Linked DNA regions of Homo sapiens: regions 1 and 2 are each linked to region 3. Evidence: chromatin contacts called from ENCODE Hi-C or POLR2A ChIA-PET data. All regions are on one chromosome and are shown on one strand. Each heading gives the region's core, a stretch centred on a gene start or an enhancer-like site at or near the end of the contact. The rest is flanking DNA. Distances are from core to core; before and after follow the strand shown.

Region 1 (2,700 bases), core at 21-2,520, 160 kb before region 3:
CTGGAGGATCCCCCTTGATTCAAAGACCATTCACATCCAGGCTTAGAGGGTTGAGGGAGTGTGAAGGGTGCCCCCCCCCAACCCCGCGCCCTCTTCAAACACACGCACACTCTTACACTCACTCGCGCCGTCCCAGCCTGCCTACTCCCAACGAGTCCAAGCCGGTGCAGCCGCGCCCCATGCCCGGCTCGCAGCTCCCGAGCCCCAGTCCGCCCGCGCTGGGCGCCGCTGTACCTGTTAGTGGCGCGCGGTACCGCGGTCGCCGGGCTCCGGAGCGTCCTCAGCGCTGCGGGGGTGCCGTGGGTGGCCTCCCTGCTTTCCTCCACCAGAATCCTGCACAGCCGGGGAGAAAACTTAAGTTGCTACACCCCGCCGGGAGCTGTTGGCTGAAAGGCTGGGAGTCGCGCTCCTTGCCTGGCAGGGAGATCTCGCACTCCCCGGCTCCCAGGCCAGGTCCCCAGCCCCAGAGTTGGAAGAGCCTTAGGGCGGGAAGGAAGAGACAGCAAGGACCAGAATGGGGAGCATGAGATCCTGATGCGGAACCCGACGGCAGGTCCCGCTCCACAGCTGCCTCGCCCACAGCGATGCGCGCTAGAGCCCCCGCAGCCCTGACCGGTCCCTCTGCTCCCCAGCCGCCGTCCACCGGTCGGAGGGTCGCCTCCCTGCGACCCCCTCCCCCACTCCACTCTCAGGCCGTCGCCGCCCGTGGGCTGCTCCCCGCCGCGGCCAAAAGTCTCCGCGCCCGAGGGGAAGCGATGGGCGGCTTGGGGGTCCGGGGGCGCCAGGCGGGGCGCGCGGCGCGGGGCGCGGCCGGCGGGTGGGTGGGTTACCTGGCGCGGCCGGGCGCGTCTGCCGGGCACCAGAGCAGGCGCAGCAGCAGCAGCAGCAGCAGGCTGGCGAGCAGGGCGAGCAGTGCGCCCCCCGGCCGCATCCTGAGCCACAGGCGCCGCCGCCACCGCTGCTGCCGGGGCGAAGCACAGCCCGGGCGGCCCCGACTCGCGGCTCCCGCCGCCGCCGCCACCGCCGCCGTGGCCGCAGCCCCGCGCACCCACAGCGTTCACAGGCGGCAGCGAGGGGCGCCCGCAGCCCACCCGGCAGAGTCTCCGCGGCGGGCGGAGAAGAAGCCGCGTTCGGGCTCGCCCCGGGCTCCCGGCCCCGGCCCGCGGAGCGCCGCGATCGGCTGGCAGATGACGATTCGCCGAGCTCGCCGCCTGTCCTCCCGGAGGCGCTCGGAGCTGCTGCGGGCTCCGGTCGCCGCTGCCACTGCTGCTGCCGCCGCCGCCGCGCGGGGTCACCTGAAGGTTGGGGCGCGGAAGCTCAACTCCGTGCTGATTGGGCTCCAAGTTTTCTGCGCCCTCGCCTCGTCCCGAGTGCCCGCGAATCCCCCGGACGCCCACGCAGACCACCCAGCCACACCACAACTCTGCCTGCGGAGAGAGGAGAGGAGAAAAAGGGGCCGCTTCAAAAACTTTCAAAACTGTGCAGTCGCTTGGCTGGATCCTCCCACGCATGAAGAAAGCTGGGGACTGGGGAATTGCTGGGTGGATCATGACACTGAACAGAAGCAGTAACCTGTGCTTACTTCAACCCAGATTCAGAGGGACAGCGAACTGGTATGAGGGGCTAGGAGACCTTTAGGCATGAGCACATTACTACCTGGAGACCCGTTTAGCCCCTGCCTGTATTTGCAAATAGTTTTATTGGAAAACCTCCATGCCCATGGCTTTGTATTATCAGTGACTGCATATGGCTGTATGATCTAGGGCTGCAAGGGCAGAATTGAGTAGTGATGACAGAGGTGGCATAGCCCACAGGGCCTAAAATATTTACCATTTGAAACTTTCCAGGAAAAGTTTGCATACTGCTCTTAAATAAGCAAGAGGCCATTAGCTTGAGGCTGTCTCTGTACGTTGAGTTCCCACCTAACAATGGAAACCTACATTAGGCTGTAATGAACAGGGGGCTACTGGCCAATCATGGGCAACCAACTCATTATACCAGGCCCCACAAGGCAGCCTGCATAGCTATAGCCAATCAGTTTCTCCACTGTGCTTCTGAGTTTGGCCTATCAGGCTTTGCTGCTCACACCATGGGGTGGACCTCACTGGACCTCCTCTGGTTGTGAGTGCTGCCCAATTCATGAACCCTTTGCTCGAATAAACTGTGCTAAATTTAATTTGTCTGATGTTTTTCTTTTAACACTGCTATGGGCTGAATGTTTGTGTCTCTACAAAATTCATATGTTGAAACCCAAATCCCCAATCTAATGTGGTGGTATCTGGAGGTGGGGCCTTTCATACCTGATTAGTTCATGGGGTGGAGGCTTCCTGGTGGAATTAGTTCCCTCATAAGAGCAGGCAGCGGGGAATTTGCCTCCTCTCTCTCTGCTCTGTGCAGTGTAAAGACACAGCACGAGGGCAGCTTTCTGCCAAGCAGGAAGAGGACCCTCACCAGAACCTGACCATGCTGGCACACTGATCTTGGGTTTCTTACCCTCCAGAACTGTGAAAAATAAATTTCTGTTCTTTCGGTCACCCAGCCTATGGTATCCTTCTTATGGCAGCCAGAACTAAACCACGGTCTAGATCATATTGGTTAGTATCTCATTTACGAGTATCTCATCTGTTGCAGGAGAGTGATCCAATGACACTATGAAACAGACTGGCTCTCTATTTTTTTAAAAGTGGGTCTCAACTCTCT
Region 2 (2,700 bases), core at 32-2,531, 240 kb after region 3:
GTTTTTATTCTACATAAATTGGCATGGATCAAAGGTGAACCAAAATTCAGATTTGATTTCTTGAATCCCTCTCAACTGTCTAGCAAAGTCAAATTTTCAAGAGGATCACTGAAGCAATGGACAGAAACTTTTGGGTCAAGGATGAAATTCGCCTGTAATGAATACTCATATTGTTTCTATGGCACTATATATGTACATGGCCATATATATAGTGCCATATTATAATGGTGTATATATATATCCACCAAAGCTCTCATCTGACCAATTAAGCCATATATATGATTATGCATGTATATATAAAAAGTTATTATAAGCCATATATATGATTACAAGAGATGTAAAAAGAGATATATATGTATGTGTGTGTGTGTGTGTGTGTGTGTGTGTATATATATATATATGTAAAAAGAGATTGTAGCCCCGTATATATGTGAGAGATATATATACACCAAGTAGATGCAGATCTACTTACAGCTACGGTGGATTAGGTCTGGAAGCTGTACTTGGGGAGCTACATTCATTTTTTTCAGTTTACATGGAGCTGTCATATGAAATGATTGCTTTTATGATTGAAATATGACCTCAGTGATTGAAAAATGTTATCAAATTTATCTTTTATTAATAGATGGTAAACACAGTGATTAAGAGGCTGAGTTTTGCTGTGTGACTGACTCCTTTATTTGCAAAATGGGAATAAGAGCTGTACTTAGCTCACCTGTGGATATGAGGTTTTTTTTTTTGTTGTTGTTGTTGTTTGTTTGTTTGTTTTTTAAGACAGAGTCTTGCTCTGTCACCCAGGCTGCAGTGCAGTGGTGCAATCTCAGCTCATTGCAGTCTTGACCTCCTGGGTTCAGGCCTCCCAAATAGCTGTGACTAAAGGTGCGTGCCACCACGCCTGGCTAATTTTTTGTATTTTTGGTACAGATGGAGTTTTGCCATGTTGCCCAAGCTAGTCTTGAACTCCTAAGCTCAAGCGATCTGCCTGCCTCAGCCTCCCAAAGTGTTGAGGTTACAGGCGTGAGCCACTGTGCCAGGCCCAGGATATGAGTATTAAATAATGCATGTGTGGTACACAGTTCCCAGCCCATATTTATTGTTCAATAATTTTTGTCATTGTGGTTGTTTATTTTTGTCACTGTGGCTGTTATTTTTGTCATTGTGGTTGTTTTTATTGTGATGGATTGAAAGTTTAAGAACATATTAGGTGTTAACTATCCAAAGAGTAGACAGAAGAAACCAGAAAGCAGCATGCTTGGAGGAGGTGAAAGGTCAGTGTGGTTGAAATCATGAAGTCAGAGCCGGAAGGGTGGGTAGGAACTGAGGTTCAAGAAACATGAGTTGTCTCGGAGGGGTAAAACCAAAGTGGCAATTTATAAATGTTACTCTGGCTAAAGGCTTACGTGTCAGATTGCACTGGGCTGAGACCAACTAGGATATGAGGAGTTAAAGACAGACAATACAGAAAACATTTTATTTATTTATTTATTTATTGAGACAGAGTTTTGCTCTTGCTGCCCAGGCTGGAGTGCAATGGCACAATCTTGGCTCAATGCAACCTCTGCCTCGAGAGTTCAAGCGATTCTCCTGCCTCAGCCTCCCGAGTAGCTGAGATTACAAGCGTGCACCACCACATCCAGCTAACTTTTTTGTATTATTAGTAGAGACAGGGTTTCACCATGTTGGCCCGGCTAGTCTTGAACTCCTGACCTCAGGTGATCCACCCGCCTTGGCCTCCCAAAGTGCTGGGATTATAGGCGTGAGCCGCCGCGCTTGGCCCAGAAAACATTTTTTTCAAGATGTTTAGCAGCGAAGGGAAGGAAAGGAGAGGTCCTTTTAACATGAAATCTCAAAGGAAAAGAGAGGGGATAGAATCTGAAATAAAGTGGAAGGTTGAGCCTCAGATCCAGGGGAGCACTCATCAGTAGAAATAGGAAGAAGGCAGAAAAGATGACTGTGGTTTCATGATGCTTTCAAGTTGGTGTGTTGGGTGCAGGAGATTTTTCTGGATGGCGTATATGAACTTGATTAATTTGAAGACAGAGCTGACTGCAGGGATTGATGAAGACGCTGCATGCGGCCGGGCCCAGTGGCTCACGCCTGTGATCCCAGCACTTTGGGAGGCCGAGGCAGGCGGATCATGAGGTCGGGAGATCGAGACCATCCTGGCTAACACGGTGAAACCCCGTCTCTACTAAAAATATAAAAAATTAGCAGGGCGTGGTGGCAGGCGCCTGTAGTCCCAGCTACTCAGGAGGCTGAGGCAGGAAAATGGTGTGAACCTGGGAGGTGGAGCTTGCAGTGAGCCAAGATCAGAGCCACTGCACTCCAGCCTGGGCAACAGAGCGAGACTCCGTCTCAAAAAAAAAAAAAAAAAAAAAAAAAAGAGGCTGCATGCAAACCTCTTGCGAGCACCGTCATCCAAGGACTTACAGACATTTTTAATTTCTCCCTGGATTCCTCTAAACAATGGCTTGGACATCTCAGATATAAAATCATATTGCGGCTCCAATCACTTTTTACATGTTTGTAGCTAGAGTCAAAATTACTGTTTACATATGAACATGTCAATTACCTTTCCTTTCAGTAGATGCCGTTTTCTCTCAATAACCTTGGATCTTAATTTTCCTCCTCTGAGGCACAGTTACAAGAAAATAACATCAAAGTCCAAAATTGGCCGGGCGCAGTGGCTCATGCCTGTAA
Region 3 (2,700 bases), core at 108-2,607:
CCAGCACTTTGGGAGGCCGAGGCGGGCGGATCATGAGGTCAGGAGATGGAGACCATCCTGGCTAACATGGTGAAACCCCGTCTCTACTAAAAATACAAAAAAATTAGCCAGGCGTGGTGGCGGGCGCCTGTAGTCCCAGCTACTCGGGAGGCTGAGGCAGAAGAAAGGCATGAACCCGGGAGGCGGAGCTTGTAGTGAGCCGAGATCCCGCCACTGCACTCCAGCCAAGACCGAGCGAGACTCCGTCTCAAAATAAATAAATAAATAATAAAAAGAAAAAAAGAAAATAGTAAACTTTTCCTCGCGTTTACATAAGTTAATACTTCGAGTGATAATGGGAAAATAACTTTTTTAAAAGGCAGTGCAATTGAGAAATGGAAAAGCATTTTCCCAACAGGTTTTGAGAAGCAGTTGACACAAAAGTCACTTTGAGAGCTCTGCGAAGAGCGACAGTCATTGTGTAACCTTAACTTGCAAAGTCATACTCAAAGCCAAAAATCAAGGTCCAGCTTATCAGCCACGGAGCCTGAGGCCATAAAGATGCTGGGCAGGAGCTCCACGCTGGGATAAGTGGGGTGGTTATTTCAAAATCGTCCCAAGTGACAAGCTCTAGGACGTGCTGTGCTTTAAAAAAAAAAAAAAAAAAAAGTCGCGGTGAAATTAACAGGGGCGAAAACTCTGCCCAGCGATCGCAGCATGAAGCTCTGCGCTCCCGAGACCATCGAGTGGCCAGGGCTGGGCGCTCCTTCAACAGCAGCGAAGGCAGCGGCGCCGGGGCAGCAGCCACCTCCCCCGCGGGCCGGCACCGCATTCCTGCCCGGTTCTATACTTAACCTCCGGCCAGCGCCCCGCCGTGCACCGTATTAGGCAATGCCAGGCGCGCAGGGCCCGGCCCCCCCGCCCGCTCCATTCAACCCCGGCGGTGGCCGCGGCGACAGCTCCCTTCCCCCACGGCCGCTGCCCGCACCCCCCGCGCCCCTTACACCCCGGCCCGCGCCCCCTGAACCCGGAACCTCCGCGGACCGCGGCGCGGGGAGGGCCCGAGGGTGCCCCGCGGCGCGCGTACCCCGCGGTCATGGCGATGTCGTAGAAGGTGAGCCAGGCGGTGGCCAAGACCCCCAGGCGCCTCCGCTCGCCGGGAGCCTCCCGGTCCTCGCCGGCCTCCGAGGCGCCGCCGTTGGTGCCGTCCTCGTCGCTGGACGCCATGGTGGCCGCGCACCTGGGGGACGTGGGAGACAGCGGCAGGAGCGTGGGAGGGGACCCTGCCCAGCCTGCAGCCCGAGAGCCGCTGCCCGCTGCCGCCGCTTCCGTCAGGCGCCCCATGTGCAGCGCGCAGGGGGCTCGGCGCAGCCAGCTCTACCGACCGCGAGGGGGAGGAGCGGACGCCCCCGGCCACCGCCCGTCACGCCCCCGCCCCGCCCCGCCCCTTGGGAGCGCGCGCCACTCGGGGGCCAGAACGCCTGGCCCTGGCACTGGGGATCCAGGACCCGCGAGCCCCGGCACGCTTTCCAGGCGGCGCTGTAGTTTCCGCTCCCGAGGAAAGTGCACCCGCCTCGCTAGCTGCGGGCGCCTCTTCATAGAGAGACGCCCAGACGCCTTGCGCCCTGGCGATGCGCACCCTGCGAGTGCATTTAGTGGGGACACAGGGAACGCACCTGAACTTGGCGTGGCTCTGCCCTGCCTGGCCTTTTGTAAGGCAGTTTCTCAATACGCAGGCAGGGAGCGGGATCTTCCCGCCACTCATTCTTTTCTTTTTAGAGATGCGGTCTCAGTCTGTCTCCTAGGCTGGAGGGCAGTGACGTGAACATAGCTCACTGCAATTTCGTGAGCTCAAGCAATCTTCCCACCTCTGCCTTCCAAAGTTCTGTGATTACAAGCCTGAGCCACAGCGCTGGGCCAAACATTCATTCATTCTTAAGAGCTTCTGGGGAAGAAACGCCTATTTCGCCCTGTTTCCCGTTTACTAGCGAGTCCAACAGGTCTTCCAACAGTGAGAAGACCGTCCCACTTGAGTGATTTTTTTTTCCTTTTTCATTTCTTATTTTTTTTTTTTTTTACAGTCTGGAGTGCAGTGTTGTGATCTCGGCTCACTGCAACCTCCGCCTCCCTGATTCAAGAGATTCTCCTGCCTCAGCCTCCCGAGTAGCTGGAACTACAGTCATGCACCACCACGCCCGGCTAATTTTTGTTATTTTTAGTAGAGACGGTTTCACCACGTTTGCCAGGCTGGTCCCGAACTCCTGGCCTCAAGTGATCCACCCGCCTTGGCTTCCCAAAGTGCTGGGATTACAGGCGTGAGCCACCGCACCCGGCCTCACTTGTGTGAATTTTACCGGAGCGTGTGTGTGTGTGTGTGTGTGTGTCTGTGTGTCTGTGTGTCTGTGTGTGTGTCTATTTACCAAGTGTCAGGCCTCTGAGCCCAAGCTAAGCCATTATATCCCCTGTGACCTGCACGTATACATCCAGATGGCCTAAAGTAACTGAAGAATCACTAAAGAAGTGTGGCCGGTTCCTGCCTTAACTGATGACATTACCTTTTGAAATTCCTTGCACCTACTGAAATACAACCCCCAAATTCCTGAATCCTCCCATTTTATTAGCTGTGTGAACTTGGACAACGTAACCTATCCATGCCTCAGTTTCCTTAGTGGAAATAATTTTTAAAAATCGTGAGCAGAGATCGCCCGTTGCACTCCAGCC

The links. Hi-C counts contacts between places; a loop is a spot of excess contacts on that map. ChIA-PET counts read pairs that join two places held with the same protein, here RNA polymerase II (POLR2A). Pooled maps may share reads with other maps.
Region 1: a loop to region 3 is called in a pooled map, with 4 times the contacts of the local background. The contact joins the promoter of ST8SIA6 here to the promoter of HACD1 in region 3. A Hi-C loop is called at or near these places in 1 of 168 maps with a recorded cell type or tissue (chondrocyte) and 5 of 50 pooled maps. POLR2A ChIA-PET finds 5 or more read pairs at or near these places in 6 of 52 experiments (A673, CD4-positive, alpha-beta T cell, HCT116 and 3 more).
Region 2: a map of CD14-positive monocyte shows a loop between it and region 3 (8-fold over the local background). The contact joins the enhancer-like site here to the promoter of HACD1 in region 3. A Hi-C loop is called at or near these places in 11 of 168 maps with a recorded cell type or tissue (CD14-positive monocyte, Caco-2, HCT116 and 8 more), 13 of 37 single-sample maps with no recorded cell type and 20 of 50 pooled maps. POLR2A ChIA-PET finds 5 or more read pairs at or near these places in 3 of 52 experiments (BJ, Caco-2 and HEK293T).

The regions. Positions count from the first base shown.
Region 1 is chr10:17,453,325-17,456,024 of GRCh38, forward strand. ST8SIA6 (ST8 alpha-N-acetyl-neuraminide alpha-2,8-sialyltransferase 6) reads right to left here and starts at 1,271. Exons shown (of 8, transcript NM_001004470.3): 1 at 831-1,271; 2 at 235-333. The coding sequence starts at 931.
Region 2 is chr10:17,853,215-17,855,914 of GRCh38, forward strand. The region is part of intron 8 of MRC1 (mannose receptor C-type 1); the gene reads left to right. Among named protein-coding and RNA genes, the nearest start is that of MIR511, 9.5 kb to the left of the region's middle. Within about 2 kb of position 1,282, at least 2 of the 41 ENCODE cell types and tissues checked have a DNase peak (open chromatin) inside an H3K27ac peak, as active enhancers do.
Region 3 is chr10:17,616,017-17,618,716 of GRCh38, forward strand. It overlaps HACD1 (3-hydroxyacyl-CoA dehydratase 1), which reads right to left and starts at 1,358. Exons shown (of 7, transcript NM_014241.4): 1 at 1,067-1,358. The coding sequence starts at 1,323. RefSeq lists a silencer at 899-1,558.